6 separate regions of the Homo sapiens genome follow, and all the other regions are linked to region 1. A link is a contact called in ENCODE Hi-C or POLR2A ChIA-PET data. All regions are on one chromosome and are shown on one strand. Each heading gives the region's core, a stretch centred on a gene start or an enhancer-like site at or near the end of the contact. The rest is flanking DNA. Distances are from core to core; before and after follow the strand shown.

Region 1 (5,104 bases), core at 1,759-4,258:
GGCGGCAGGGCGCCAAGCGCCGTGGTTTTTACGGTCTCGTCAGCAAGCAGGGCCGACCTCCGCTTTATCGGACAGGACCAACGCAGGATCCGGGGCGCGGCGGCGACAGGGCCCCGAGGCAGATGCCCGAGCTAGAACTCTGGCGCCTACTTACTCCTCGGCCGGCCCGGCTGCTCCGAAAAACGACCTCACAGGAATGGCTGCAAGAGCGCCGCCGCCGGCAGGGGCTGAGGAGAACGAGCCTGGGGCTCCGGGCCCAGAGATGAGACGCTCTGGCTGGGAAGCAAGGAGCATCGGCACCGACGGATAGAGGCCGGTGGCCCTCAGGTTGAGCAGGCGGCTTCGGGGCGGGGAGAGAAGGGACCAAGGCCCACCGCAGGCCTCAGATCCTCCCACGCCTCCCCGCTGCTACCCAACGATGACGCAAGTACGCATGCGCCTCCCCAGCTGCCGCTGGGAAGAGCGCGCTCCCCAGGGCCCCGCCCCCTCCAAGGATTTCCGGGGAGGCGGGTTCCACTGCTGACTTACCGGTTTTACTCCTCTGCTCAAAAGGCGCCTGCCCGAGGCCGCTTTCCGTTGCAAAGGTTCCTGAATTTGGGGAGGAAGAGCAGCAAGACTGAAATATTGGGCATACGTTTGTTGCTTCATAAACGTTTGCTGAATGAATAAACTGATACGCCGATGTTTGCTTTAATTGTAACTCCCCCTGCCGCAGTTCCCAGTCTTTGAAAATTACAACAGCAACATAGTTTTGGGCGTGTCCTTGACAAATGTGTTTCATTCCCCAGGTAGTACCGTGCAAGTGAACTTGGTGAGAATTTTTTCAAGGAAATTTTTGCCAGCATCGATTTTTGAAACTTAGTTTTTACCATGCTCTTTAAAAAAATAAACACTTGGTTTGTTCAAATACCAACTTTAGTCACACAATCTGGCTTCAGCACCTATTGTTCGGGCCCCATATATCGTTCTCCACACTTAGGATGCTTCATCTCCACATAAAGCATAACTGCAAAATACACAGGGCAGAAGGAGACCTGGGAGATAATACTATGGTTGCAGAAATTAAGACCAGCCTGAGCTCTCGACAACAAGAAAGAGACACAGCGAAAACAAGGCATTTATTTATAATAGGCTCTTGCAAGCAAGGAAAAATAAGGCATTTTCTGATTCGAACGTAGTGCTCTATTACCCCTACTCAACAAACATTTGAATGCCAAAGAGCTGTGAGGGTGGATGCTTAACAAGCAGATGCTAAGCGAGGTTATATTTTTGTAGGAAGCAGCCTGATAAGAAAAGAGCAGATTTTCGAGTCAGATTTTAGTTCAAAAATCAGCTTTGTACTTGGGAACTCAATCATAAGCAAATTACCTTACCTCTTAGTGTCGGTTTGTTCATGTGTAAAACGTGTTAATAGTACCTGACCCAATCTCTTGCCTTCAAGTATATCACTCTATTTCCAAGATGAGATCTCTCACAGTTCTACTACGTACACCGTTAATTTTAACATTATTTAAAAATAGTTTACTAAGTTTATTTCATTTATTTATTTGAGACGGCGTTTTTGCTTTTGTTGCCCAGGCTGGAGTGCAATGGCGCGATCTCGGCCTCCCGGGTTCAAGCGATTCTCTTGCCTCAGCCTCCCGAGTAGCTGAGACTACAGGCGCCACCACGCCGGCTAATTTTTTGTATTTTTAGCAGAGACGGAGTTTCGCTATGTTGGCCAGGCTGGACTCGAACTCTTGAGTTCAGGCAATCCGCCCGCCTCGGCCTCCCAAAGTGCTAGAGGATTGCAGGCGTGAGCCACCGCGCCCGGCCCTAACATTTCAAAACGTTTGGAATTCAGGCAACAAGAGACATTTTGTAAGAACATTTAAAACCCTTCTCCCCTGGAAATCAAGAGATATGTATGGAGTCTGGAGATTCCGAACTCAATTTTCTAGGACAAAGGCAAACTCAGATGATTACAAGAATGAAAGTGATCGTCACGCTGCTTCCAGGTTCCAAAGTATGGATAATTTTTTTTTTTTTTTTGAGATGGAATCTTGCTCTGTCGCCCAGGCTGGAGTGCAGTGGCGTGATCTCAGTGCAAACTCCGCCTCTCGGGTTCAAGCGATTCTCCTGCCTCAGCCTCCGGAGTAGCTGGGATTATAGGCGAGCGCCACCACGCCCAGCTAATTTTTTGTATTTTTAATAGAGACGGGGTTTCACCATGTTGGCCAGGCTGGTCTCCAAATCCTGGCCTCAGGTGATCCGCCCGCCTCGGCCTCCCAAGGTGCTGGGATTACAGGGGTGAGCCACAGCGCCAGGCGAGAAATATTTTTTTAAAGAGGAATTAAAGAACCTAATTGGTTTTGAGAGTTCTCCAAGAGCCAGTAAATGTTTTCCCCACAATATTCCATTCTACCCCATTACTGTAGAGTCGTTATAGAAGAAAACAAAATCACATAACGCAACTTGGGCCAAAAAACATTACACGTTCCAATTACGGAAATAACGAACTGAATCGTGTCACCCTTGAACTATGTAAAAGTTGAAAAGATGTTCAGTGTTAAATGTAGTAACAGTTCCACATTAAAAGATATTTACGTTCGAGTTTACAGTATTTAAAAATGCCTTTCTACACACTTTCCCGGGAAGTTAATGCCACTTCAGTTGAGCTGTCTAGCGAGATGGTTAAGCATTTACTGTGTCTCTAACACCGACCAGGGGAAAAATCATCAATTCGTTTGCCCGAGTTTAAGAGAATTTTCACCTAACTTCTAATCTCCACAGCCAATCAGTTCTTGGAACCGCACACCCGATGCCGACATCCCTCTCTTGTTGGCTCCCCTCGTTAGCGGGATTCAATAACTAAACGTCCATTTCTAGCATTGACTGAAGAGCTCAAGCTTGACACTCGACCTCAATCCTTAGCAGCACCGCCCACCATGCTCCCGGAAGCTGCGACACTACGCCCTGCGCTAGTCCCGGGACGTGGGGTTTTATATCCGGATTCTTAGCGCGGACTCAGAACCCAGCTCTTCCCTACACGGTCGGCACATGCGCGGCAGCTCTTTTCCTTCTTCCTCCACTTCCCCTACCCTCCACCGTCCGGGAGCCGCCGCCACCGCCGCCGAGGAGTCAGGAAGTTCAAGATGGCCGCCGCGGAGACCCAGTCGCTACGGGAGCAGCCAGAGTAAGTAGTCTCTGTGAGTGGGCCAGAAGCTGGAGCCCGGGGACTGCCGAGTGGGAGCTGCACGGGGTGGCGGGAAAGTTCGGGCCTAACGGCGAGAGTCAAACTTTGCTTTTTCCGGCGCGATTCGTTGTGGGGTGGGAGGCATGGGGAGCAGGCGGCCTTCGAGCTTCCTTCTCCCAGAGGCCGTGGCTGCTGGGGTGAAGGCGGCCGCGGCCTGCCGCGCGTCGTTGCCCCGGGAGGCGTAGGCGCGAGCGGCCTCTACAGGTCCGGTGCGCGTGGCGGCTGCCGCGGCAGTGAGGTCGCGCTTTCCTATGCCTCTTTTGGGGACCCATCTGAGCTCCCTGGCCGCAGCTCTTAGCGGCATCTGTGTTGGGGACACGAGGGTCAGTGGCAGCAGGCGGGCCAAGCCCTAAGTCTTTTCTTCCTCATGCGGTACCCCCAGTCGTCCTTTTACTGGTGTCAGTTTAGGACCTGAAAGCAGAGAGCGGAGGTGCTGGGGTCACACTCTCTGGCCATCCCAGAGCTAGTCTGTGGCTAGCGGGATACTTGATCTCGTCACCTTGTACTCTTTAGTCCAGCAGTCACCCAGTATTGTTTTGTTTTGTTTTGAGTGCCTACCGGCAGCTTTTTTACCAACTTGCAAACTTGAGGCAAAGTAAGATAGAGTCTTTGGTTTTGAGGCCTGGCATTTTTTTTTTTTTTTTTTTTTTGCCTGAGTTTATAACCCTTCTTTAGGAGGACGAGTGGAAGGAGTAGTGGGAATTGCTAGCTACTGCCAAACCACTTTATGTCTATAATTAAGCTAACATTAAGAATCCATGCGGCCAAATGAAAAATGAAAAAAAAAAAAATACGAGTGTATGCTGCAAAGGTTAACCATTGGTTAACTTAAAGCAGTATTTTGCTGTTCATGTCTATGTTAGGAAAACTCAAACAAGAACCTTAACAGAGAGAATGGATTTTACGGCAATGTTCCTATAGCGACCGTTTTTTTTTTTTGTTTTGTTTTTTGTTTTTTTTTGCATCTGCACTGTCTGATCTGTTTCCAGCCATCTTAGAAAGAGGTATAGTCTCCCAGCAACTTGTGACTGAGCGATAGAAGAAATCTTTGCCACCAGACAACCTGACACTTAATTGCTGTGCATCCAGTTTTGGGCTCCTCAATCATCTGCATTACTCAGCTAGGCAGAGAAACGGAATTTTTAATTAAGGGCTTTTCAAAACTGCTGTATTATTTTTACAATTTGACTTAGCAGAGAACAAATGGATTCTGAAGTTTTAAATTAGCTTTAACCTCTTACTGTTTCTCACCAAGTTCATTGTGTGGCACAATTACAGTGTTTATGCCAGTACCGTGCAGATCTCATGCTATGTGGTTACATTTTCTACTAATCTGAAAAGTTCTGTAATATTATGTCCATTTATTTGATTTTAGGGATGTTTCAGATTCATTTCCAGGAGTGGGTCAGCCATAGTTTATTCACATACTGTATTCAAATAATATTAGACTTAATAATTTCAAAAATACATATTTAGGCCTCTGCTGTATGAGTAACAGAGATAATCTTTAATTTCCCTTCCCTTCCCCACAGAGCACTTGGTGTAAATGGAATATTTGGTCTGTATATGTCTCACTTTCAGTAGTTTGAAAGTATTTAACAAAGAAGATAACCATTTGGTATGAAAGCAAACTATGCCTGGTGCTCATAGTGAGTCCCTGAATATAGTGTCTACAACAGTTCTTTAGAGAACACTGAGTAGTTTACAGTTATATAGAATCTATTCAAAACAGAAAATTTAGAAAGAATAAATATAAGAAGCAGCTTTTAAGCTCCCTGAAGGCTTTAATTCTTTTAACAACCCTATGGAGGTAGATACGTTTATTTTCCTTATTTTAGAGATGATGAAACTGAAACACAGAGAAATTAA
Region 2 (5,104 bases), core at 1,895-4,394, 920 kb after region 1:
AACTACTTTTGATAGTTACTAGGCTCCAGCTGAGCACTGCCCTTGGTGCACTGGGCTTTCTAGCACCTAAACCCTTCTAGAGCTTGCACAGCAGGATTGGTGTGGTGGGTAGGGGGGCTCTTTTTTCTGTTTTGTTGAGTCTGGGGTAGGCAGGGACGTCTTTCTTTGACTGACACCCAAGATGGCTCTGATGGGCACCAAACAGCCCATCACAGGAGTCCTGGAACCCACACCTCTGGGTTGAAGGGGATTGCCTTAGCCTCTCATGACATATTTAATCATTTTCAGAATTACTATATTTTCTCATATGATGTACACATGTATTTAGGAGGTTATCCCTTAATCTTTTGAATGTTACCTTTTACAGGCTATCACATTATGTGTGGTTTTTTTCAGAAGTGGTTTGAAATTTTATAGTCTGATCTTATTAAGTATTGTTTCTAATCTCCTAGGGGATTTCATCCCTGTGGTACACTAGGTGGGACCATCTTGTTCTTCAGTTTAAGATTAAACTGCTTGATCAGTGTCATAAATCCTTGGCTGACTCTCAGCGCCTCTAAGACAGCTTCATTATTATCCATTCAGGGTGAATTCCATGAACTTAACTTTTATTTTTAAAATACAAACCACCATGCCTCCTATGGTCACTTTGCATGTTCTCCATAATATCACGCTGAATGTACACATAATATTGTGCTTTTTGGTAGCTCTGCGGTCATAAGAAAATCGGATGTGTCAGCCAGTGCCTTCTGGGTCCTGGCTCCGTTTTCCCGTGTAGGCTTTTCCCTGGCTCCACTTGTGAGCCCGCTGGTGCCTCGCCGGGTGCAGCTCACTCCTCCCTCCAGCGTTGAATTCCCTTGGACAGAGGCTGTGGGCTTGTGGCGCTGGGATCAGTAAAAGCAGAGGAAAGCTAGATCCAGCCAGGTTTAAGTGGAGATCTCCTTTGTTGAACTTGATGTCACTTTAAAAGTTCACTTTCATCAGCTCCCTGCTCCGTCCACTCTCCCTACTCCACACAAAAAGCTGGATTGATATTCTTGTGAAGAGCCAAGTCCTGCTTTAGGAAAACCAACTTGTTTCTTCTTTATGTGACTATATTTTTGTCAATGTGAATTTTCCTTAATGTAGTCTGGCAAGATCAGAAAAATAATTAGTTACACCAGAGTCACTTAACCTTTCCTTTTCTTATTTGCATTTAAATTAATTTTTATGTGGATAAAAGCTCTTCCTGTGTATATTTTTCATTTCTCTGGTGTCTTGTCTCATGTTCCTTAAAACTTGGAGGCAAAGGACTTCATCGTAGCAAGTTTCCAAAGGAAAAGCGGGAAGCAAACAGGAAGATGAGGTTTCATATTAGGTCACCAGGTATCTAGAGCAGCTGACTTTGTGACGAGGATTCGTGGTTTGCAGTTTGCAGGGTAATTGCAACAAAAATATTCTGCACCTTTGTGGTTAGAACAAAATTCTTTCAAGTTCATGGACAGCATTAGGCTTTTGAAGTCTGCCAGAACCAGTAGCTGCCACTGGGTTTTAAGGACCAGGAGACTTCTCTCCCCAAAAGTGAGGTTTCTTCTTCCTCCCACAGAGGGAGACCGGGGGCCCTGCCCAAGCAGTGCCCCAGGGGCAAGAGGATTTGGGAGAGAACAAAGTGAGCCAGTAAACATGCCCCATGACCCTGACCTGTACCCCATTAGTCCTTCAAACGAAGGTGCCATTCAAATGAGAGAGACCTCAGCCATGGAAAGCAGCACACTGGCTGCCCAACTTCAGGTCCCTGCTGCCTCCTTCTCCCCAAACGTTCCTTTGACAGTCCCTACATCTTATGTGATTTTCCAGCTGTTTGATATTTCCAGATTAGTAAATGTCCTTTAAAGGAAGAGTTTTGTTTAATTATAAAGTCTTTTTAGACTAATTATGTGGCAAATATCAGCCTCCTTCCCTGCCATACCCAACAACAGCCTTGAATTCAATTCCAAAGAAACAAATTTAACTTCAGTACATTGCATGGCAAACATTTGAGTGTTCATACATTTTGATTTCAAGTTTAAAACACACTTGGCTGAAGCCCACAGAAGCAGGGGCTACTTGGGAGAGGACCGTCCCAGGCTTGAAGGCAGCCCCTGCCTCGCCTCTGGTTCCTTGTGCCTTGATTTGCAGCTCCCTTGGTTAAGCCTTTATGGTCCTGGGAAGTTTCTACTAGGCAGAGAAAGCATTTCTGTAAAGGTTTTCTTTTTTAAAACAAAACGAGTCTCTGTGTGCACCACATCCATTTCTGGCATCTCAGGGCTCACTATTCAGAATGGCCAGTTCCCATTCCCTGAAAAGGGAAGGGGCTCTTTGCTCCAGAGCATGCTGGTTCATTCATACCCCGTCCAGAAAGAGCCACCAGCTTCAGGTGAAGTCACCATTCCAGGCAAAAGTAAAAATAAAATTTCAGTTCCAAAAAATGCCTTCAGCCTATCAAAATCTAAGTTTCGACTTACCAATATCTATTAATATTTTAGAAGCAGATTTTTTTATACAAATATATGGGCATGGAGGCAAGGATATATGAAATAATTCCTTTTACTGTTTTTCTGTAGAATTACCTTCTTATTACCTTGACTTTGATCATCGCTTTTATGTTAATTTATTGCCCCATCCGTGGTTTCCAGATGTCAGCCTGGGCAACGGCTATAACAGTTTGCCTTCTGTTCCATAAGGCAGATGAAATTGGAGCTACTCAGATTTTGGAAACAGCTGTTCCTTATCATTGAGAGACAGTTCAGCAGTTTTACCTTTTCATGAGTCATCAGTTACTGGGCCTAGGAAATGTATTTCCATCTTGTGTCATTGACCCCATATCTTCAAAAGATGACACAACTGAAATAGCTTCATGTAGTTCTTCTAGGCTTATTTCAAGAGTCTGCTTAAAAGGTTGTCTGACACTCTGATCATTAAACCCCAGTGTGATCTTTCTAAGAATGCCTCAGGCTCTCTCATTTAGAAAGACTTAGTGCAACTCATTCATTTGAATGAGTTAATTCTTGCTCAATGCAAAGATCCCACAAACCTTGGGGGCTAGGCTGAGGTCCAGCCGCTAAACTCTGCAATTCCTCACTCTCCTGTTCATACACACACAGACACAACCCTCCTCACCTCCCTGACCTGCCCCTGCCAAAAAATATGAGTCATCCGTCAGTGTCTCGGGGAGTTGAGTGGGGAGCTATCTCAGATGCTGAGTCATGATTTTCAGAGAAGATCTGAACAGATTGCTGTGGTTTTAAATTGCTGAATTGTAGAGAGCATCTAGATTGTTATTTTCAGTATTAAAGATGGGGGTCAGGTTTAGAATCCAGCAAGTGAAAAGCTGTCCTTACTCTGCACTTCTGATCTAGAACTCAGCCTGCACTGAAGGGACTATCTTGTGTTTCTTCTTTTCTCCACTGTGTGAAATCATAACAAGAAACAACCTCTGAGCATAAGATCAGCTTCTAGTATTTAGGGGAAGAAAATGCACATTCCTAAAGTGGTATGACACCAAGCTACCCTACATTGAAAAGCAGCCTACTTTTCCAGCCTGATCTAAAGCAAATCCCAAAATAGCATGGGCTTGATTTATTAAACCTCTGTCCTGTGCAGAGGCTGCCCCACGCCTGACCCCACTGTCCTCCGAACTCCTGCTGCAGCCGTACCCTCCAGCCCTCAGTGGAGCAGGATGTGGGTACAGGCCTGAGCCCTGTGCTGTTTGCTCTTCTTGTTTGCAGGTCGCATGTCTTGAGCCAGCCTGTGACACTCTTGTCTCTGTATCCCCCAGACTGTTCAGTCCACTTCCACATAAACTCAGGAAATAGCAATTATTGCCAGATAATCAGTGAGCTGTCTGAAATCATGAACCAAGGCCAGACCCAGATCCCAGGGTTTTTGTGAACCCTAATCCACCACCGTACACTTAACACCAGGCAGTCTTAGTATGCCCTGGGCCAGATTTCCTCTGTGACAGCTTCTTGATTTGTCTTGTGAAGCCCAGAATATGTACTGGGCTCCTGTGTCTTCGAGGGAAGACAGGTTGGGGAGCAAGATGTGTTGTTTATAGAGCCCGAGAGCCACCTGCAAATTCCAGTGCAGCTCATGGCTGCATGTTACCCTGTGGCCTTCACGTAGGGCCTGTAGTGACAGCCACTACATGCGTGGGCTCCAGGCTGTCACCAAACCTTTACAACACGTAGTAAATAAGTCTAGGGTCCACAACTGCTGGGGAAGGCCTTAAACAAATCTCAAGTCTTCAGGATTTCCGTAGCATTTACATCTTGGTAAATTGAATTCCATAATAGACTTTTCCTTTGCTCAAATATGCAATGTTTTGAGTAATTCCCCATTTATTTTTCATTTTAGAAACTTCGTGAATACTTTCATTCAATTTAAGAAGCCCATTATTGTAGCAGTCAATGGCCCAGCCATTGGTCTAGGAGCATCTATATTGCCTCTTTGCGATGTGGTTTGGGCTAATGAAAAGGCTTGGTTTCAAACACCCTATACCACCTTCGGACAGAGTCCAGATGGCTGTTCTACCGTTATGTTTCCCAAGATAATGGGAGGAGCATCTGTGAGTACCTTTTTAAAAAAAAAAAAAAAAAGTCATTCTAGAAAGCTTCCTGAAGAAATCTAGTTTGGTTATTGTTTTTCTAAAGCTGTACAGTGTGTCATTCTGTGGGGACTTTCCATCTTGTAATTCAGATTTGGGTTCATAGACGTTGTTGACCTTTGTTGCATCATTCCCTAGAGAAGGACTTCATTCACTGAGGAGCCTACCACTTTGCATAATTCACATGGATATCTACTGTTAGTAAATACCCAATCAGTAACCCAACCAACAATTTGCAATTGAAAAGTTCTTCACCTAATAACTTAAAAACTGCACTTTTAAGAGAAGGCAATTTTAAGAGGGAGCAAAGTTACATAGGATTAGAGGGTTGTCGTCCATATAATTGTGTGTTTTTATTTCTTTAACTGTTTAATCCGTTCATTATAGTAGTTTGTGTTTGTATTGTAGCTTGTGATTTATCAAGCAGTTATTCACATCTCATTCTCTAGTCCTTGAAATAGGGCAGGAGGTGGTGTCACA
Region 3 (5,104 bases), core at 678-3,177, 890 kb after region 1:
AGCCAGCCCAGTAGTAACCTGGCTGTCACAGTGACCGTGTGTCCGTCTTACTGAACCTGGGTTTACGTGACTAGGATGCTGACACAAGTGAGTTTGCGCATGGCTTGCTGTTCTCTTCAACCCTCTCCAGCCTGAATAGGAATGTTAAACCCACTCAGGAATTCTCGTTGGTCTAAAGGACTGTGTTCATTGGTCTTTGACACTCCGTCAACCAACTTAGCGGGGTTGACCTGAGCCTTCGGACACGATGTGCCTGTGGGTGCCTGCCTCTCCTCCCACGAGACAGACCTGAACTGTCTCCTCAGCTGCTCAGCTGATTGTGAGAAATGTATTCTGTGACAAAGGCAGGCCACATTTCAGCGTCTTTTCTGAAGTGGCATGCTTAATTCCGCAGGGGCAGTGGGGGGATATTTAGAAGCAGTCGGTGGGAGAGGATGAACTGCTGAGTTTGAAGTAGTGAAAGGGGAAATCAGTCATAAAATTCATGTTTGAGAATTACACCAGTGAAGCCGTTGACTGCCTGGGTCAGAGCCGAAGGGCCATGTTTAGTGGCTGGGAGCCACTCGCCCCCAGCACTGGCTTTCTGCATGCTGCACGCCTCTTATGTCAAGTCTTTGCCTCCATTTTTGTAGGACCTCTTCTTTTTCATTTTTTTTAGTTTTATTTGTTCCCCTTTTTATTTTATTTATTTTTCATTTGTTTAAATGTATGGGGTACAAGTGCACATTTGTAACATGCATAGATTGCATAGGGATCAAGTCAGGGCTTTTAGGGGATCCCTCACCCACATAAACATACATTTCACCAATTGAGTAATTTCTTACATAGGACCTTTCTACTGTCAACAGTAATTGTGGGAATTGTTTCTACAGTGATTTAAGCCTTGAAAGAAGTAACTTCCTCCTAGTAAAATTGTAAAATCAAATGGTAAGATGACGTGGTCTCTAAGGAGGAGTGTCTACAGCTTTAATTACTACACTGCTAATGGTGAGAGGGTTGTACATTTTATCTGGTAAGAGAAAGTCTGCCTCTCCCATGGGCGGATGATATGACTTTTATTGAATGGAAAACCGGATGGAGATTATTTTTCATCTTGCTAATGTAGTTTTAAATTATGTATTCCATGTTCACATTGTAATTGTAGCATTTTCTTGCATGACACTTTCAGCAAAGTTTGGTAGCTGTTTCCCATGCTTGGCATTACCTCTAAAGGTGAAGTAACATAAGAATTGTATAGGAATACCATGAGAGCATAACGTGAGCATTATCAGCTAGGTGAGTGCGGAAGATCACACTGTTTAATTGCTGGATTGCCAGCTTCTGACCCTTCTCTGGGAGTGCGGCTGCCTCTGTACCTGCTTCATGACAGTACAAGCGTGAAGGCCACAGGAGAAAAAGAACAGGACCACACAGCCCAGACCAGCCTTGGAAGGCATGACATTGCGTACAGAGTGTATCGGTTGCTTCTGATTTCCGTGATTTGAACCACTCTTTTATTATGGACTTCAAAGGGAAAGTAAGCATAAGTTTAACTTCTGTGCTTTGGTTTTTCAGATAAACCTTATCTGATGGGACAAAAATTCTAAAACTATGGCAGCTATCAAAATTGTCACAGCTTTATAACAGCAAACCAAGAGGAAGAGTGGTGTAAAAATAGACTCAGTCTGAGTTTTGGTTTGGTTTCGTTTTATCTGGGGGAGAAGGAGGTTGCCCTAGTAAAATTTCTACTTGCAAAGTCTTCCACGTGCCATTTTTTCTGTTAATATGTTCTCAGTGAGTGGTCTAAACTAAATGTATTGTGTTCTATTAATCACTGTTTACAGAAATTTGCCATTTAGGAATGTATATTGTGCAGTCTAATGTGTGCATTTCCCAGTTTTCACAAGGGGTTTTCTCATGTGCATGTAATAAGCAGTTCCACACTGGGTTTTCTTGATTATAGAGTCTGTGTAACGCTGTGACAGCCTGGGGTGGCACCTCGCCACAATCTTCAGAGTTGCACATTACTGTGTAACATTAGAAACTGCTGCTACTCTGAGCTCAAGTGAGTCAGGGGTGCACCCCAAGAGCTGGATCACTGTAGGGCCAGTGGGTTACCAGGTTGTCCTCCTACAGAAAGGGGAGATGGGGGGAAAACAGACCACCCTGCTGCAGTTTTAGCCTGCATTTCCATGAGTTATGGAAGGATTGGAAGAAAAGCTGACTGTCAGAGTTTTGCTCTAATACAGCTTTTTTGTGGGTTTTTGTGTGTTTTCTTTTTTTCTGAGACAGGGTCCGGCTCCGTCTCATCCAGGCTGGAGTACAGTGGCTGGTGCCATCTCAGCTCACTGCCGTCTCCCCCTCCCAGGCTCAGGTGATCCACCTCAGCTTTCCAAGTAGCCGGGACTGCAGGCGTGCACCACCACGCCTCACTAATTTTTGTATTTTTTGTAGGGATGGGGTTTCACCATCTCTACAAAAGATGGGGTTTTGCCCAGGCTAGTCTTGAACTCCTGAGCTCAAGCAATCTTCCAGCATCAGCCTCCCAAAGTGCCTGTAATAGGCATGAGCCACCATGTCCAGCCTCTAATACGGTTTTTAAGTATTCTCGGATGCTCAAAACTGATCGCAAAACCGGATTTCAAAATTACTATATAGTTTTTGTTACTGTATTTATAAAACTTAGCACATTGTGGCTTTTAGGTTGCTGTTATGGTGAGGTCAGCTTCCTGTCTTGGATTTTGAGTAGCTTTTGCCCTCCTCTAGAACATGGTGTGTTCAGTTAGATGCTCTCCCTTGATCCTTTGCTCTTCAGCATGTCCTAAACGTCTCTGTTAGACAGAACCATCAGTTCCACAGTTTGGCCCCCCTTGAGCTCCGTGTTCTCTACCACCCCACTTGGTGCCCATAAGGAAAGAGACACATAAAAGCCCCTCCTTGCTGTCAGGGGGCTCATGGGCTGTCATTCCTCAATGTACTTGGTGTGGACCCCTGAAATGCCAAACACATGGAAAATTCTAGCACCCTAGTTAGAGGAACACTGCATGACAAGTTCTTGTTTCTCCTGGCAGCTTTGTAAGTACCCAGGCATTCCCTTGCAGAGATGGGTGTGGTCCCTCAGTGATTGTCCTGGGAGCCATTCAGAACCATAGCTATGGGTGATCCTTGGCAGCACCTGGTTAACCTGATGGGAAAGGGTCCGGAACCGGGCAGGCCATCCAGGCCGTGTAGATGATCAGAGGGTGCGAGCACAGGATTTAGGCATTGGTGTTTCATAGATGGATAGGTGGTATGTCCTTGGGCCCTAGTTTGAGAAACACTGATCTGGGCTGAAGCTGGAGGTTTGTTTTAGAAATTTGCTTAAGGAAGTATCTAATTTCACTGTAGTTTGCTCAGCCTTTAGCTTTGCAGATTAAGCTAGCTACTTATTGAAAATACCTCCTCAGAACCCTCTCCTCCTGCCCCCCACAGGCAACCTATATCCTTGGCTCTCCAAGCTTCCAGGGTCTGTTTTTTAAGCATAAATGCTTCTACTTTTAAATAGTACTTACAAGATCATACGTCACCTCTGAGCTTACGTCTCTCTTTCCCCATTTTCTCCCCTCCATCCTGCAGAAATGGAACTTTAAATTCTGATCCAGGAGAACCAGTAGCCCACAGGCAGTCCTTTGACCTCCTGACCTGCTATGCATCCTCTGCCCTGCAGCTTCTCACATCCCCAGGTGGAAATGCTGTGCCCCTTCATCCATACCGTGGCACTTCCTCACTGGAGGTCACCTCTCCTGTGCATGGTCACATTCTGCCTGTCTGTTGAGAGGCTCCGTTCTTCGCTGCGTTCTGCTTACCTGGTTAAGCCACAAAAGGTTCTATGCTTAGACTAGACGTGGGATTTAAAAGTTTCCATGTTCGTGTACAGGAGTGTACAAAATATGCATGAGCAAGTGGTCACAGTCATAGACACACCGTGCCTTGGGGGGCCCCAGGTCATAAGATGGTGTTCTCTGTATTTCACCTGACGCCTTTGGTTTTGTTGCTCTGTGAGAATGAGGGCAGTCTTTTAAAGGAACTCATCCAGAAAGAAAGGAGAAGCAAGTGTGTTGGAGAGAAGATACATTTATCATGTCATTACTAAGCCCTGTATTAAACTTATTGTAAACACTAGGGTAATTACTGACTCCCTCCATGTGAGGAATCAGGGAAGGGCTGCTGTGTCCAGGCTTTCCGGCGTCCGTAAGTGCTACCTCCAGCTATTCAGTAGCTCCAGCCGAAAGCCATGCCCTCCCCTTTCCTGCATCCTTATTATCAGCTCTGCTGCTCACCATTGCCACCACCTTGTCCAAGCAATTGACATCAGTCTTTATTGCCTTTTTCCAATCCATTTCTCACACACCAGGAGGATTTTTTATAGATGTAAGTCATATATTACTGCCCTGCTTAAGGGTGTGTCTTCGCTTTCTGGTGTACTTGAGATAAAATTCATACTTTTTTTTGTTTGTTTTTGAGACGGAGTCTCCCTCTGTTGCCCAAGCTGGAGTGCAGTAGCACCATCTCAGCTTGCTACAAGCTCCGCCTCCCGTCTTCATGCCATTCTCCTGCCTCAGCCTCCCGATTTAGCTGGGACTACAGGCTCCCACCACCACGCCTGGCTATTTTTTTTTTTTTATTTTTAGTAGAGATGGGGTTTCACCGTGTTAGCCAGGATGATCTCGATCTCCTGATCTTGTGATCTGCCTTCTCGGCCTCCCAAAGTGCTGGGATTACAGGCATGAGCCACCGCACCTGGCCAAATTTCATACTTCTTACTGTGGCCTACAGGACCCTTTGGGGCTGGCCTTTCATTGCTTACTGGGCTTCCAATATGCTAGGCTCCCTCCACTTTCTGGAATTGGCCAATTTCTTTCCTCCTGTTTTGCACATGTATTCATATATATACATATACACACATACCTTTTTTTTTTTTAATCTGGTTGACCTCTTATCCTTCTGGCCTCAGCACAGACGGCACTTCCTGGGAGAAGACTCCCCGATTTTCCCCCTCCATCTAAAACATAGCGCTCAGCCACAGTTCTAGTTGCATGCTTAATGTGTTGGTTTCTTTACCTAAGCTAAGCTGCGGGAAGTTAGG
Region 4 (5,104 bases), core at 1,520-4,019, 620 kb before region 1:
TGACAATCACGTTCATCTGGTCAGCCACCTGCCCAATCTTTCCTAGGTGAGGAAACTGACTTTGAGTAGTCAGCTACCTTGTTAAAGGTCACAACTGGCAAGTGGGGGGCTTGGCTTCCAATCCAAGCCTGGATTCCACCCAAGCATCTTCTCAACTGTTTCCGTGTGATCACACGCACGTGTGTGCACTTGGGTGTGTGTTGATGAGAAAGAGGGTGGGGATATGGCAAGTCTTCACACACTGCCTTTCAGTATGGACACTGGAACATCAGAACAAAACTGCATCTCTAACTCAACTCAATTGTACTAAATGTAACTGAATATCCAGTTATTGAGTCACGGGAATATCATGTTTCAGGTGACTTTAAGCAAAAATAGGCATTACCGACTTGCCTTCCAATTCCATTTTTTTCTGCTCAATAATAATGAACATCTAACACTCTAAAAAACATTGTCTTGCACAACAATGGAAATATATCACTAAATTGTGCACACTTAAAAATGGCTGCAATGGGACAGGCATGGTGGCTCATGCCTGTAATCCCAGCACTTCGGGAGGCCGAGGTGGGTGGATCACTTGAGGTAAGGAGTTTGAGACCAGCCTGGCCAACATGGCAAAACCCCGTCTCTACTAAAAATACAAAAATTAGCCGGGCGTGGTGGCGCCTGTAGTCCCAGTCACTTGGGAGGCTGAGGCGGGAGAATCGCTTGAACCTGGGAGATGGAGGTTGTAGTGAGCCGAGATTGTGCCGCTGCACTCTAGCCTGGGCAACAGAGTGAGATTCCATCTCAAAACAAAAACAAAAACAAAAAACAAAACACAAAACAAAAAAGGCTGAAATGGTAAACTGTATGTAATGTATATTTTGCCACAGTAAAAAAAAAATATAACTTTCTTTCTAAAATACTTGGCATAGGACAAGACAGTGCTTCTCTGAGGCATACATAAATTAAAACCTATGCTCGAAATAATTCACATTACATTAATCACTACATGGAATTAAAGTTGCTTTGCCACACTTACCTCTGACCTACTGGGCAATCTTTGCTATGCCCAAAGGACATTTTTCAATGTCCTGCATCACTTGACTCTGCTGTCAGCCCCTTCCTTGGCTCCCTGGTAACCAGCCTGGTCTGACTCTCCACTGACCACACAGTCGGTTCCTCCCTGTCTCTCTCCACTGGTTCTTCTACCTCCACCCATTTGTTGCTCAGCTACAGAGCCCCTGGGTGAGCTCAGCTCTGGTAACCTTTAGTTGCTACCTTCATCCTGAGGACACGGGGGCCTTGCTCCTGAACTTCTGAATAACAAATCTCCTGGCAAATCAATCCTCTCAGATGCCCTAAGTCTCCATCAGCTTACCAGGTCTGAAACAGAGGTCATCATCTTCCCCTGTCAGACTCATGGGAGGAAGGGAGTGGTCGGTAGCTTCAGACTCTACAGGATTTGGAATCAGAGTAGAATGCTTGGGCTGAATCCCTTTTATCACCATTCAGAGAAAAATCCCCTCTCCAGGTATCCAGGCAAGTCCCCTGGCCCTCCTTCACCCTTCTCCCCATTCCTCAGTCATTGAGGCTGTGATTCTGCATCCTCAGTGTCTCTCCTGCCCCATGGCCATGGCCCTCATTCGGGCTCTTCTTCCTCGCCTCACTACCACAGCAGCCTCCCAGCTCCTAGCTTGGCCTTCTTTTCCTCTTTGGCCTGCTCACACTGCAGCCTGAGACATTTCTCCAAAACATGCATCTAAGGCTTATCTTTCTCAATTGAGATCCTTCAGTGGCCTGCCACTACCTTAAGGTCATGGAGGATAGGTCTGTGTGTGTTGTTCCATCCTCCTTCCTTGGCTTTGTTATTCATAATTTAGATTCCGACCCCAATCACCAACACTACCCAGAGTGCACTAGGCTCTAGCTAAGCCCTAATCACCCACACTACCCAGAGTGCACTAGGCCCCAGCCAACCCCAATCATCCACACTACACAGAGTGCACTAGGCTGCAGCCCACTCCAATCATCCACACTACCCAGAGTGCACTAGGCTCCAGCCAACCCCAATCACCTATACTACCCAGAGTACACTAGGCTCTTCTAGGATCTAAGCACCCACTGCAAATAGCAAACACCTATTCTCCCTGACCCCACAGAACTCACAGCTCAGGAGTCTCCTCTGGTGCTCACTGTCCCAGCAGGGTGTGTCTCTGCCTCTTCACTCACTAAACTCTGAGTGCGCTAGAGGGCAGGAGCACGTACTTGCCTCTATGTCCTCAACACTCAACAATGGCAAGGGTTTAGTATGTAATCAAGGAACCAACTGTCCATCCCCTGGCACCCGACAGGTCCTCACATGTTCATGGAGCAAATGAGCAAAGGAGAAAATTGTGCTTCCGGGCAGGTCATGAAAAACTAAAACTTAAACTCTTTGTAGCAGAGCCTATCTGGCAGGATGCGCTGATTTGAGAAACAGTTGTTGACAACAAACTTTCATGGCTCTGCACCATTTGAGTTATATTTCTCTCTGTGCTCTCAGCCAAGAGTCTGTCTTTTCAATAACAGCAAGTCTTGGCAAACCAGTAATGATTTTGCTTCCCACTAGATACATTTGGATGTTTTCAAGAAGCCTAATGTTTTGCTTTTTTTTTTTTTACTTGTTTTCAAGGTGACTGATTTATTTCCTCTTTTAATTTGCTTTTAAGAACATAAAACAAAACAAAGTCAGCCCAGTATTGCTCTCTTACACTCCTGAACAATTTTTTCTGGTCGACTCAGCTTTTAGCTTCAGGTCCCATCCTGTCTGTCCAGGTGTGGAAAAAAAAAAAACTCCCAGGGAGTGTAATAGGATTCCAGCCAGCAAACATGTGGTAAGAGAGGCGAATGGAGCAAGCAGGAAAGGATTTCCAGCAGGGGCCAGCAAGGGCAAGGTTGTTGACATGAGGGCAGGGTCTGGAACCCTGGGGAAAGGGAAGCTGTTAACCATTAATCTTACCCTATCACAGCATCTCTTCCCAGCTCACTTTATAGATCGGCACTGGCGCAGCAGCCACACAGCGAGGAAGGATGGAAGTCCAACAACACTAGGTACTAGTGTGGACTTGAGACTGGCACATCTAGGGGGGTAAGAGGAAGCACCCCTGGTTTCACTGCCCCCACTCCCACCCCAAGAAATCTTCAACACTGAAGGAGGCTAATGGCTAAGAATTCAAAAGCCATAGAATTCTAAAACTGGAAGTTACGTTGAAGCTCAATAGTTTTCCATTTGTTTTGTTTTCCATTCATTTTCTCCACGAGTTATCCCAGGAAGCGATCGCACAGCTACACAAAACTTGGTTTAAATCTCATCCCTTACTTTATAGAGAGGGAGACACAAGCTCAGAGAGATCTCACAATCTGTCACGGTCACCGTCAGTCAACTGTGGAGTCTGCAATCCAGCTCAGATCTCCTGATTTTCAGATCTTTTCAGTTCCCCTTTTAGAGTAGTGAACAGCTTTGTTTCAAATGAAGCACAGACACACTACTGAAATTCCAGTCTGGAAAAAACCTAGTCCGTAAGGTTTTGACGCACAGTTTAAGAACAGCCTCCCCTGTGTGGAAAAGCATCCAAATACTCTAATTTTAAAATGCCCAGATATCTCCGAGTATTTGCTACTATTTTCCTCTGATTTGGACATAGATCTACCTTCACCAAATTCAAAACACCAAAAGATATATGCACTGGAAAGCCTATCTGTACATTTAGGCAATAGCTACATGTTTTCTTGCACAGACTTCTGGACAGAAGACTGGGCAGATGGGTCTCAGTGATGCCACTGGCCGCTTATTCTTTCTCTGTCCTCACATTTCCATTTTTAATATGCAGGTGAGATGATATATCCTTACATGCCCTAGAGACATTTGCATTTTTTCCAGAGAAATGTCTATAGAAAGAAAAGTCCAGGTTTTGGCGAACATATAGGTAGAGATAGAGAGAAAGGCCTGAGTAAATTTTTATTTGAAGGACTGGCACAATTTTGAGAAAAATCAGTCTTCAGTGGCATGTTGTGGCTCCCTGCTGGATGGCTCACCCCTCCAGGCTCTGACCCATGACCAGTGGCCCTGCCTAACTGGCCACCACAGCATTCTCGCCTTCCCAGGGGTTGGAACTGCCTCACCAGATGCTTCTATTCTTACTTACCCTGCAGTGAGCCCAGAAGCTCTGACTGCTCAGAGGTGGGATAAGGGAAGACAGTGGGGTACAGAGCAAATGCCCTGTTACTTTTTGCTTAGAAATTTACTCCTTTGCTTTTCGCAGTTTGCCCGCAGGGTTAGTAATGTGTTTCCAGTGAAGAAAATGACCAATGGAGAGACCTCAATCTGCTCCGATTTCCCTGTTGTGCCCATCTGAACCTCAGTAAAATCAAAATTCCTTTGAAGCTTAAAAAAAAAAAAAGATTTGTCGGCCAGGTGCGGTGGCTCATGCCTGTAATCCTGGCACTTTGGGAGGCCGAGGCGGGCGGATCACGAGGTCAGGAGATCGAGACCAGCCTGGCCAACATAGTGAAACCCTGTCTCTACTAAAAATACAAAAAAATTAGTTGGATGTGGTGGTGGGTGCCTGTAATCCTAGCTACTTGGGAGGGTGAGGCAGGAGAATCACTTGAACCTGGGGGGCGGAGGTTGTAGCGAGCTGAGATGGCACCACTGCACACCAGCCCAGGCGACAGTGCGAGACTGTCTCAAAAAATTTAAAAAAAAAAAAAGTTTGTCAAAGGCCTTCGGTAAACTCTGACTCATTTCCTTGGTGGAAATAGCCTTGTGAGTGGAGTTGGTCCCACCAGGAGAAGGGCTTTTTGCCCTGAGAACTTGCTGCTACTGGGAAGGCCCACGTATCTGAAGATGGGGAAACCGGGTGGAGACAAAGAGACGACCGAGCACGTATTCATGCGAAACTTTCCCTTCACCCAAATGCAGAGCAAATGTTTGCTCCCCAGAAGCCCACAAGGTAGCTGAAGCCATTTCTAGTTGACATCGGCAATCTCCATTCTCTTCATTCCACACTTTGACAACTCACTCTGTGGAGCCATTTGGCTCAGTCAAATTTTTTTTTTTTTTTTTTACATATATAGCATA
Region 5 (5,104 bases), core at 1,298-3,797, 590 kb after region 1:
ACAGTTTAGTGGAAAGAGCCCTGGTTTAAGACTCAGGAGACCTAATTTTAGCCCCAATTGACTTCCTATAGGGCCTTCGACAAGCCATTTCTCCTTTAAGTCTCGTTCTGTTCAACTGAAACAATATCATAAACATTCTCGTGATGCCGAAATGAACTGACGGATGGGAACATGCTTTTTTAAAGTGAAAATTATTACACAGATAATTCATAAAGGCTACACACATTATAGTTATCAACTCCTATTGATATGTGAGTGTGTATACTCCCGCAGGAGAGAATAAACTTTGAATGCAACCATAACTTATTACCCCTTTGTTCCAGTGTCACTTCTGATAGCAAACAATGCCAAAACAGTAACAAATTGCCATTGTATTTTCCATTAGTCATCAGAGTATAAAAGATTTGATAAATAGCGAGAAAACACATTGGCTCTTTCGGGTGGGAAATCCGTGTTATTGACAGTAGCAAATTACATGTCTTTGAAAAAGATGGTGTCACGGTTCTTAGAGATTATTTGCATTGCTACTGAGACATAAGAAAACCTCAAGGAGCTTTTAAAGGCCGTGTCTGTGAGATGAATGGTCTGGTGTCCTCACCCAGCCCCCCTTGTTCCAGCATTCGTGTGACACTGCCGGGCAGCTGCCTTGGCATGAGCCTTCTCTGTCCAAGAACAGACTGCCAGGCCTGAACACGGAGAGGAGGAACAGCCTCTGGGGTATTCCCTGACTTTGGGGAGGCACGATGACCAGGCTGGGGCCTGTGCTTTGGGGGAAAGCACACAAGGAGATCGAGGGTGTTTTTTCTGTGTCCTCTGCTCCTGTCCTTGCCATTGCCTCTGCGCAGCTGCCTCCTGTTCTTTCACTCCGGTGACAGCCCGGGCAGATGCCTCCCTCCAGAGCCGCTGCCAGCCCTACTCCATGGACAGCTGTCGCCACGGCCCCAGGAGAGCAGCGTGACCACCGGCACCAGCCATGAGGAGGGCACATCTGCAGAGAATCCCCTACCCCTGGCTGCGGGCCTGAGGGCTCAGCGCCCTACTGTACAGGACGTTCCCAGCTGGCGCCACTTAACACGAGCCTCTTCTTCACTTGGTTTTTCACCTCTGAGATGTTCCGCTCTGCTGCAAGCAATAGGGTGTTTCACAGATCCATACTTGTCTTTACAATTTCCAGGCTTAGGAAATATTTTTAAATTTTATTGATGACCTTTCCAAAGTTTAAATGAGTTAGCCCTTGGATGTTAAGAGGAAATAGTATTTTAAAGACAAAGTAAAAGAATGCCAAATCTATGAGGACATTATGCTAAGTGAAATAAGCCAGTCACAAAATGACAAGTATTGCTGATTCCACCTATATAAGGTCCTAGATTAGTCAAACTCGTAGAGACTGAGAGTAGAAAGGGGATGCCAGGGACTGCAGAGTGGGGCTAGGGAAGTGGGGAGTTAGGATTTAACGTGTACAGAGTTCCAGTTCGGGAGGATGGAAAGACTTCCGGAGGTTAGGCACAGGGGCTCATGCCTATAATCTCCACACTTTCAGAGACCAAGGAAGGAGAACTGCTTGAGGCCAGGAGTTTGAAACCAGACTGGGCAACATAGTGAGATCCCATCTCTACAAAAAATTTAAAAAATTAAACAGTGTGGGGACGTGAGCCTGTAGCCCCAGCTACTCAGGAGGCTGAGGTGAGAGGATTGTTTGAACCCAGGAGGTTGAGGCCACAGTGAGCTGTAATCACACCACTCCACTCCAGTCTGGGTAACAGAGCGACACCCTATCTCAAATAAATAAATAAATCTTTTTAAAAATAAAAGAATTGGATATGATGTTAAATTTTATGTTATGTGTATATTGCCACAATTTAAAATTTTTTAAAGAATACCAAATCAAGAAGTGCTAAAGTTCATGGAATTACCTATATCAGAGGTGGTGGGAGTCAGGAGTATGGAAAAGAACCCTTCAAATGAAAAGGTTCATGATTATCGAAAACAGCTTGTCCTGTTTTTACCAACTGGAAACTTTCTCTAGGAAAGCAGCTATTCCTAATGGCATTTCTAAAATTATGCAAACACAAAACCAAAAAGAAGGCAGGCACCCAGTAAAGTTATCTAAGACTTTGGTGGGAAAATAAATAAATAAACCTGCCGCCTCACGGTTGTTTCTCCTCACCTACAAGGCTTTGATTTCTGAGATGGGGCCTGAAGCAGGAATTCCTCACACAATGGATGCTCAATTTGTCACAGGATGTGCCTCTCCACTCTCATACCAGATAAAAGGTTAGCCTGGTTTTTCATCTAGCTGTGTCTCCCTCAGAATCAAAACTATCGTCCTCCTCAGTGCTGGATCGAGTCCTTTCATCTTTAATTTGACCAAAATGGAAACCAGGATCATGAGAATTCCTCGGGGCTGGTGTTGAAAGGAATTTCCCCTGCTCTTGCCAGAGTCTCGAGGGGTGGCCTCCTTCCACGGGTGAGTAACCACAAGTCCATGTGACCGAACAAACAGCATATTCTTTTGTTCAAAAGAGAAAAACAACATTGAAGGAAATCAGCTGAAGAAAATTGAGATGAAAGCCAGTCCACGCCTCAGCATCCTGAGGAAATGTTCTTCCTTGATGCTCTGAGCTCTCTAAGAAGTTACCACAAAACCAAACCCATCAGAAGTTTGCAGGACGTCCTTGTTTAGAGCTGGGAAATAAACCACGAAACAGCGCAAAGGAGAGTCCAGGCCTGCCAATGCTTCCGCGAACTCCTCGCCCCGACCTCATCCTTCTCCAGCTCCTACCTGCAGGCCTCAGGTGAGCTCCGGAGTCTAGTCATTCCTGTTGGGAGGCAAGTGTGTGACTGGTGTGCAAGTCAGGTCAGGAGGCTGCCTTGGTGTCCAGCAAGTCTTGTTTGCGGAGGCAGGGACTGCTGGGTTGGGGCACTTCCCGACCCTGTTTCTGCTCTTCTCCCCTCTGCAGGCCTCCTGACCTCCAGGCTCCTTACCCTCCCGCTGGCCTCTGCTCTACACTCATCTTTGTGCCCTGCTTCCAATCATGCCAGGCCTCGGGGTCCCTGTCTCTAACTTCACCATGAGACTCAGGTGCTTCTCTACACTCCACCCTCTCCAACACTGTTTGGAATCTCAGGCTTGGTCCCAATCCTATGGGCTAACTTTGAAAAGACCGCTGTTCATAAGGAGAGAGAAAGGAGGAAGAGATGAGAAAGGAAGACAGAGAAAGAAACTCTATGATCACGGTTTTTCCAAAATTCATGGTTAAATTAGAACTTACTATGTGCAAATATAGAAGCACGGGTCCACAGAGTTCCAGAGAATGAATGCTGACGACTAAGCACCAGCCTCCACTCCCTGCCCCATAGTGAGTATCCCTCCTCTGTGTGCTCATGCTGTGAATCCCCCCCATTCTACCACTTCTCCCCTCATCACTGGCTTGCTGTAGGATCAGAAGTTCCTTAAGAACAAGAACCTTCTCCCAGTGTATCCCCAGCACCTAATACAGAAGGTAATAAGGAGGAGGCATCTGCTAAACGCTTGTTGAAGGAGTGAAATTGAGAGACCAGGAAGGGCCTGCAGGCATTGTGGTGAGCCTGCCTGTTGTCCACGTGGCTGCAGCAAGCAAACATGGGTTTTCCTTGGAAGGACTGTGGGCCATCAACCCATTAATTGCCGAGTTGCTTCTATCAGGGCAAGGCTGTGGAATCCTGTTATCCTAGACAATGAGGTACAGGGTGCAAGCAGATCTGTGTGCTGCTGTCTTCCGGTAAACGGACCAAGTTCTCACTTCCCATCCTCCTCCCCAGTCTCACCCACCCGTGCTCCCAAGAGAGCAATTCATCATGTCAGTGTCTGGTGTTTTCTTGAAGGCCTGTGCTAAATAAAGTGGATTGTTTATAAAGTGGGATTATTCTCCAAGCACAGAAGCAGATTCCTGGGCAAGTTGTTGCGCTGAGTGTAATTAATGAAATGCTTTTTGGACCAAATTGTCCAATGGAATGAGATCACCCACTGCCAGACTGGGTCATTCAGACCCAAAATAGATGGTCTGTATTCAATCCTAGATTTAAAACACACACACACACACACACACACACACACACACGTTGCTTAACGTCCTTCGCATCAGGAAACTACCAGAATACAGCAGACTGCGATTGTTAGAAGTGTAGAGTCAAGGTACCATTTCTAATTTTCTCTTTTTTTCTATAGTCAACACTTATTCAGTGAGCCGAGATCATGCCACTGCACTCAAGCCTGGGGGACAGAGCGAGACTCCGTCTCAAAAAAAAAAAAAAAAAAAAAAAACAAAAAAACAAGAAAATTTTCTATGCATCCAGGTTAACATCTTTGAAGCAGCATTTTCTGTCATCCACTGGAGCACTCATTTAGACAGGACTGCATAACTGCAAAGCACCCTGGGGCCTGGAGCAATGGTGAGCATGAGGCATTGTAACTTAGATGTTGCTTCAGTGAGAAAATGCTTCTCCTTCCTTCCAGAAGGAACCAACAGAAAATGAGAGGAGAAAGAAAAGGGCTGAGAAAAGTAGCTTTGACCACTTAGCAACAGTATTTCAGAATCATTACTCTAGAGAAAACAAGGAGAACTCAAAACTTTCATAGATTATGTCCCACGCAAAGAGTTTGCAGTGACCTTCAGAAACATTTTCAGTGACTTGGAGACCTTCCTGCAATGCTGTGCATAAATCTGTCAGCATTGCAATCCATGCAGCCTTATCATCTGAATTCAAATCCTCCCTGGACATTCTGCAGACTCACCACTTAAATTAGACAACCAGCTAGAAAACACTGTTGCAACACGAAATCCATTCCAAAACTCCACAAAGTGTTGCTCATGGGGGAGATCCATCTGTGAGTCAAAAAGAGATGAGCTCAAAGGATTTGGGGGTTGCCTCTGTCTTCCCAGAATGTAGCCGTTGCCTGGCAGACAGCATTACAACAAGGGCTGTGCCTGCACTTGGGCCAAAGAGCTGTCGCTCCTGCTTTGAAATCTTGGCATGACCTGGAGGTTTCCCTCACTTTCTCCCTCCATAACCCAAACCATGGCCAAAACCCACTTTCTCGTTTTTCACATGGCTGCTCCTACAA
Region 6 (5,104 bases), core at 871-3,370, 560 kb before region 1:
AGAATGGGTAGCGGGTGGGGTGGAGGAGAGTCTGTATTTACTTTAAAATGTGAATTAATTAGTTTAGACACAAGGAGCAAAACTACAAATGTCTTGATATCTCTTATATGTTAAGAATAAAATTACAGCTGTCTAGGGGCATTGAGTGTCCACCATTGCCCACTCTGTGTTTAGGCCTTCACACTTGTCTCACAACTCCCTTCTGCTACATTTCACACCACGCAATACCTCTGCAAGGGAGCTTTAGCTACAGGACTCAGAGGACAAGGTGCATGTTTCAGCTAAAGCACACCCCCGTTCTCAGTGCCTCAGCCCAAAGCAGCTGCTGTGTAAGAGCGGTGACGGCCGGGGAACACCCAAATGACATATTCTCCGCGTCCTTCCTATACTGTAGTGATGTTTACTGAAGTGCTGAGAAAACATGGGAGGAGACACTGGGGTAGCAAAGCCTAAAGTCAGATATCTTTGGGGAGGACTAAGCATCGGCTGCGGGTTGGGGATTTGCAGGAGTCTTTGCTTCTCTGGCTCTCCAGTTCTTTAGTAGGCTTTACCTGTGTCAAAATCAAGTGCGAGATGGAAGACTATTGCTTTGTGGGAGACCCAGGGACAACTAGCCGGGCAGAACAGGGCTGTGGTCCCGACTCCCCCAGCAGACCTTGAACGACGCCAGTCCGACTCCTCCAGAGGGGGCTGGTGACAGGTCAGCTGCCTCGCCCCGAGGGTGGGGGAAGGGCGCGCTTTCCATCCGCGTACTGGGACAGGAGTTTGGGTGCAAACTAGTAAAGGCTATGGTGCTCCCTTTACACCCAAGTAAAGGCATGTGGTTTGGGGGACGGAAGGAGATTAAGCCAATGCGGAATGCCCTACACACACTCTAGCACCACCACTTTGGGGACTTCGGTTCTCCCGCTGGCTCGGGCTTGGACCTCGGTCTGCAGGGAGAGGGTTGGAGGGACTGGGCGGCTGCGGCCCTTACCTTGCTGACCACGTTCTGGACGAGGCCGGCGCGGATGCCGTAGTCCCATGCGCGGCAGTCACAGTTGGAGGCGTTGTCCCCCTTGTCCGGAGGGGATGGCAGGGGTGGTGTGTCGCCTCCGTCCGCGCCGCTGCTGTTGCTCCGGTTGCCCGCAGCCTCCCAGGGGGCAGTGGCGAAGGGGGTGGTGGGGAGGCTGGTCCAGTTGCCCATGTCCCCGCCCCGGCCTGTGGTGGTGACCCCTGCCAGCTCGGTGCCTTTGCCGGCCCCGCGGCACCAGAAGTTGGGCTGGTCCAGGAGGAACGAGTCCGAGAACTGGCTGAAGCCGATGAACAGCGCCGGGATCCAGGTGAGCAGCACGAGGGTCTTCTGATAGCCCCCGCCCAGGCCCCCGAGGAAGGGCAGCACCGACCCGTCATAGTCCAGCAACAAGAGGCTCGGGGCCGCAGCCGCGGAGCAGCAGCTCGGGTGCGGGCCGCCTCCAGGATGCAGTGGGGGCAGCGGCTGGATCTCCGCGCCGCCGCCGGGGCCCGCGCGTCCCCCGAGGGGCGCCGAGGCCGCCGCGTCCCCGGGCGGCAGGGAGCCGTTCTCCTCGGCCGGGGCCGGCTGCCGCCCAGGCCCGCCGCCCGCCGCCTCGCGCCGCCGGTCTATGGCCATGGCCCGGGCCCGCGGCTCCCGCAGAGGCGCATAGAGCGCGGCGGAGGCTCCGCGGGCGCCCCGGGCACAGCGCGCCGGGCCAGGCGCCTGCAGCCGCTGCCGCCGAGGAGGGCCCGCGGCTCGAGAGAGAGCGCTCGGCGGCTCCGGGTGCGTCAGGCCGCCCCCATGTCACCCGCCGGACCCCGCGCCCCGGGCGCTGCGGCCCCGCTCGGGCGCCGGGCAGAGGCGGGCAGAGGCCGGCCGGGCCCTCAGCCGCCGCGGCTCATCAGTTCCGCGGCCCGGGCGCCGGCTGCCGAGCCCGCCGCTCTCCGCTGCTCCGCGCCGGACGCGGCAGGAGGAGGAGCCGGCGCCGCGCCCGGCCCGCGCCCTTGCCGGCGGTTCAGGGCCCTGCGGGCGGCGGTGCGGGCAAAGGCTGCTGCTCCCGGGGTGGCCGCGCTGTATTTCTCCGACTTCGGGCGCCTCCCGGAAGCCGCGAGCTCTGGACCCAGCCTGCCGAGCCGGCCGCGCTCTCCAGCTCCTGGAGCCGGCCCCACTCCTCCTCCTCCTCCTCCTCCTCCCCCTCCTCCCTGCCCCCCGGCCCGCCCCCTCTCCCCCCGCCGAGGTGGAGGTAACCGCGGCACCTGCTGCGCTCGGCTCCTGCTCGCGAGCGCCCCCTCCAGCCCGGACGCGCGGCCGCCGCCGCCCGGGATCCACGGGAGGGGGGCGGGGGAAACGGGACACCCCGGGCCCGCCTGGCTGGAGGATCCCCTGCCCGTTGCCCGTTTCGCGCCGGGCGGGGCGGGGGAGGAGGAGACGCGCGTAGCAGGGGTCGCCGGCCGGCGACGGGTCCCGGCAAAGTCGGCGTGCGCTGAGAACGTGTGGGCCGGGTCTTCTCTGAGGCTGGGCTCCCGCAGCCGCGCGGGCCCCCCACCCACTCCGCGCGCGCCAGGTCTCCGTGACCTCTGTCTCTTCAGAGGTGCCCGGCGGTCCCGCTGCCCGCGCCCCGCTCCCAGTCCCAAGCCCGAGGGTCTTCAGCCTTCGGGAACAACCCTCTGCGCTTTTTCCAGGAGCGAATAAGGTTGATTTTTGTGTCCGTGGAGCAGGGTCAAGGAGGCGCCTTTGCCAATTTCAGGTCGCCAGTCCCCCGCAGTGTCTGGCCACCTGCGACCCGCCGCACCCACTCCCAAATCGCCATTTCTTCCCCCACTCCTAAGTGCATGCGATGTAAGCACGATGCTGGGATATATCTCCAACACAAGTTATAATACACACAGTATAAACGTGATGGCATTCCCCACCCCCTCCCTAAGATCTTGTATTCACGTTTGGAACGCCGTGTGCACAGGCGCACACATCTATACTCTCACACAAGAAGACAAACCTCTCCCTCCTCTCCTGCTCCAGCGCCAACCTTGCCCAGCCAGCGCTGTATAAATAACACCAGCCCTGCGGCAAACGGCTACATTAGCATATTTCCTCCTGCACCCAGCGCACGCACCAAAGAGAATTATCCGGCACCTTTCAACCCAGCGTCCCCACATTTTGGAGGCATTTCATATTCTGAGAAGTTTATTAATGGAAGTCTTAAATGGAGCAATCCATTTCTAGTCTTATTTGGGGCAAAAAAAAAAAAAATGTTTAGCTTTCCAAAAGGATATATTCTAAGCTCCATATACTGAATGTATTCTTTTGCATTTTCATTATTTGCTCAGCTAACCGCTGCACAATTTAGTGGAATACATTTTTAACCTGCAGTTCAGTGTTAAGGGCAACATGTGTTTACTGCATAAAATGCTGGCACATACGTACCAGAGAACTATTTCTGAAGGCTGCCGGGGGGCGGGTCTTGGGGGACAGGGGAGGTTGTGGACCTTCCTGCGTGGCCGAGAAGGGGTGATTAGATAACAATGGGCGGAAGGGGCCCTAAGGGCTGCAAAAGACACCAGACCGCTGAGAAATGGGTCTGGAAACCACATATATAAAGAGCTGGGGGCTTGGGGCGGGGGGGGACACGATAGTGCACGTTGTGTACGTGGTAATTTTTCAACTTCACATTATTTATTAGCTTAACTTTTCTTTTCCTTCCCTCTCCTCCCCTCATTTGAAGAGCTAATACATGCAAAGTTCTGACCTCCATGCCTGGAACAGAGTAAGTGCGCAATGAATGTTAGACATGTATTATTACCAGTGCTCCTCTTGCCATTACATACAATCCACATTTCTTTTTGAATTGAAATATAACTTTACGGATTTTATTTATTTTCCTTTCAGTGGCTGATTTTCCAGAAGAGGTCCACTTTGTGTCTGGCTCTGCCTCCCTTCCCCCACAGTCACAAGGACCCATTTGTTTTCTTGTAACTGATCACAAAAGGAGCATTGCCATTGACCTTAATGGCCCTTCCAATCAGAATAACTATCATAGCCAGCGTTTCAGAGTTGGCTTTCAAATTCACACTCTCACTCAGTCCTCACATTCAGCGCCCCAAGAAGTGGGCTTTCAAAGAGAAACAGCAAGGATCAGGTGACTGACTACCAGATCAAAGAGTTGGTCCCCAGCTGAGCCAAATATCTGGTTTTGAACCCAGATTTTCTGACTGGACATTACCGGATTTCTCCATTTCATCATACAGGGGCAACTATAGGGAAGAGTTTACAAAGATGTTTGTTAATGTGCATTTTTACGTGGGAGAAGCCCTGGCCCTAGGAAAAGAGTTTCATTGTGAAGATGTTATTAGTCTTTGTTCGCAAAAGGTGGTAAAAATCCTCAAATGGTACATTCTTAGAATTTAGGGACACACTGGAAAATGGTATCCTCTAAAACTGAAGCTAAAAGGAGGCAACATAAAATGTTTGAAATTAACTAGCTGCAGCACTGACCCAGGCATTGTAATTAAGCTGTTGATTAGATTAGAGGTTTCCCTAAATTCCTCCTGGATTGATATTTCCACCAAATCTAGTCAAGAAGATTAAAGTGTAACTACTTTAAAATAAAGTGGCCTTCAATTTATTAAAACATACCACAAGTGATCTCATAACGTGAGCAAAAGGAGTAAAGAGGAAGAATTTGACACTCTGACAGCCTCAGTGGGTGAGGTTTGAGATCCATGGACCAGGATAGGAAAGCCAGACACCTGTTAAAAAATTACTGTTTTTAATTTTCTGAATGAGCATTATCATCAGCTGCTATTTTTCTTGTTTGCTTAGTTAGATTTACGTTCTGCCTCTAGAATGTAAGCACCTTCGGGGATAGGTGCCTTGTGCTCAGCTGTATGCTTGGTGGTTAAAACAGTGCCTGGTACATGCAAGGCACTCAATACATCTTTGTCAAATAAATGAGTGTATCAAGTTATTAATCACTTGATGATACTGTCTATTCAAATCATCAAACTGTTTACTTTGTTTCTTAAATCATCAAGCAACCTTTTTGTGTTTGTTCATCTCTCAAAGATGGTGCTCAGATCAGCCAACATGAGACTTGAAATGAATTTGACAATT

What was found. Hi-C counts contacts between places; a loop is a spot of excess contacts on that map. ChIA-PET counts read pairs that join two places held with the same protein, here RNA polymerase II (POLR2A). Pooled maps may share reads with other maps.
Region 2: a pooled map shows a loop between it and region 1 (3-fold over the local background). The contact joins the enhancer-like site here to the promoter of PRP4K in region 1. A Hi-C loop is called at or near these places in 5 of 50 pooled maps. POLR2A ChIA-PET finds 5 or more read pairs at or near these places in 2 of 52 experiments (PC-9 and activated T-cell).
Region 3: a loop to region 1 is called in a pooled map, with 2.9 times the contacts of the local background. The contact joins the enhancer-like site here to the promoter of PRP4K in region 1. A Hi-C loop is called at or near these places in 1 of 168 maps with a recorded cell type or tissue (breast epithelium) and 3 of 50 pooled maps. POLR2A ChIA-PET finds 5 or more read pairs at or near these places in 3 of 52 experiments (H1, OCI-LY7 and Panc1).
Region 4: a map of aorta shows a loop between it and region 1 (2.6-fold over the local background). The contact joins the enhancer-like site here to the promoter of PRP4K in region 1. A Hi-C loop is called at or near these places in 2 of 168 maps with a recorded cell type or tissue (aorta and endothelial cell of umbilical vein) and 7 of 50 pooled maps. POLR2A ChIA-PET finds 5 or more read pairs at or near these places in 3 of 52 experiments (Caco-2, GM12878 and MCF 10A).
Region 5: a loop to region 1 is called in a map of dorsolateral prefrontal cortex, with 7 times the contacts of the local background. The contact joins the promoter of KU-MEL-3 here to the promoter of PRP4K in region 1. A Hi-C loop is called at or near these places in 1 of 168 maps with a recorded cell type or tissue (dorsolateral prefrontal cortex).
Region 6: a loop to region 1 is called in a map of B cell, with 4 times the contacts of the local background. The contact joins the promoter of SLC22A23 here to the promoter of PRP4K in region 1. A Hi-C loop is called at or near these places in 7 of 168 maps with a recorded cell type or tissue (B cell, CD4-positive, alpha-beta T cell, CD4-positive, alpha-beta memory T cell and 2 more) and 12 of 50 pooled maps. POLR2A ChIA-PET finds 5 or more read pairs at or near these places in 4 of 52 experiments (GM12878, HEK293, HEK293T and 1 more).

What each region holds. Positions count from the first base shown.
Region 1 is chr6:4,018,292-4,023,395 of GRCh38, forward strand. It overlaps PRP4K (pre-mRNA processing factor kinase PRP4K), which reads left to right and starts at 3,009. Exons shown (of 15, transcript NM_003913.5): 1 at 3,009-3,175. The coding sequence starts at 3,135. It overlaps LOC124901245 (a long non-coding RNA gene), which reads right to left and starts at 2,876. Exons shown (of 2, transcript XR_007059415.1): 1 at 529-2,876. RefSeq lists enhancers at 261-310, 2,840-3,149, 4,192-4,251.
Region 2 is chr6:4,939,172-4,944,275 of GRCh38, forward strand. CDYL (chromodomain Y like) reads left to right here. Exons shown (of 7, transcript NM_004824.4): 5 at 4,375-4,585. Among named protein-coding and RNA genes, the nearest start is that of LYRM4-AS1, 62 kb to the right of the region's middle. Within about 2 kb of position 3,145, at least 10 of the 41 ENCODE cell types and tissues checked have a DNase peak (open chromatin) inside an H3K27ac peak, as active enhancers do; they include PC-9, where a contact is called at or near this core.
Region 3 is chr6:4,905,109-4,910,212 of GRCh38, forward strand. All of the region lies in intron 2 of CDYL (chromodomain Y like), which reads left to right. It overlaps LOC105374897 (a long non-coding RNA gene), which reads left to right. Exons shown (of 2, transcript XR_926412.3): 1 at 1-1,516; 2 at 3,595-5,104. Among named protein-coding and RNA genes, the nearest start is that of LYRM4-AS1, 96 kb to the right of the region's middle. RefSeq lists an enhancer at 1,572-1,631 and a silencer at 2,002-2,051. Within about 2 kb of position 1,928, at least 4 of the 41 ENCODE cell types and tissues checked have a DNase peak (open chromatin) inside an H3K27ac peak, as active enhancers do.
Region 4 is chr6:3,400,547-3,405,650 of GRCh38, forward strand. The region is part of intron 3 of SLC22A23 (solute carrier family 22 member 23); the gene reads right to left. Among named protein-coding and RNA genes, the nearest start is that of SLC22A23, 54 kb to the right of the region's middle. Within about 2 kb of position 2,770, at least 10 of the 41 ENCODE cell types and tissues checked have a DNase peak (open chromatin) inside an H3K27ac peak, as active enhancers do.
Region 5 is chr6:4,608,018-4,613,121 of GRCh38, forward strand. It overlaps KU-MEL-3 (a long non-coding RNA gene), which reads left to right and starts at 2,548. Exons shown (of 2, transcript NR_122107.1): 1 at 2,548-2,795; 2 at 2,961-3,902.
Region 6 is chr6:3,454,930-3,460,033 of GRCh38, forward strand. SLC22A23 (solute carrier family 22 member 23) reads right to left here and starts at 2,121. Exons shown (of 10, transcript NM_015482.2): 1 at 977-2,121. The coding sequence starts at 1,630. LOC643327 (a long non-coding RNA gene) reads left to right here and starts at 774. Exons shown (of 2, transcript NR_147844.1): 1 at 774-1,322. RefSeq lists silencers at 1,889-2,118, 2,179-2,398.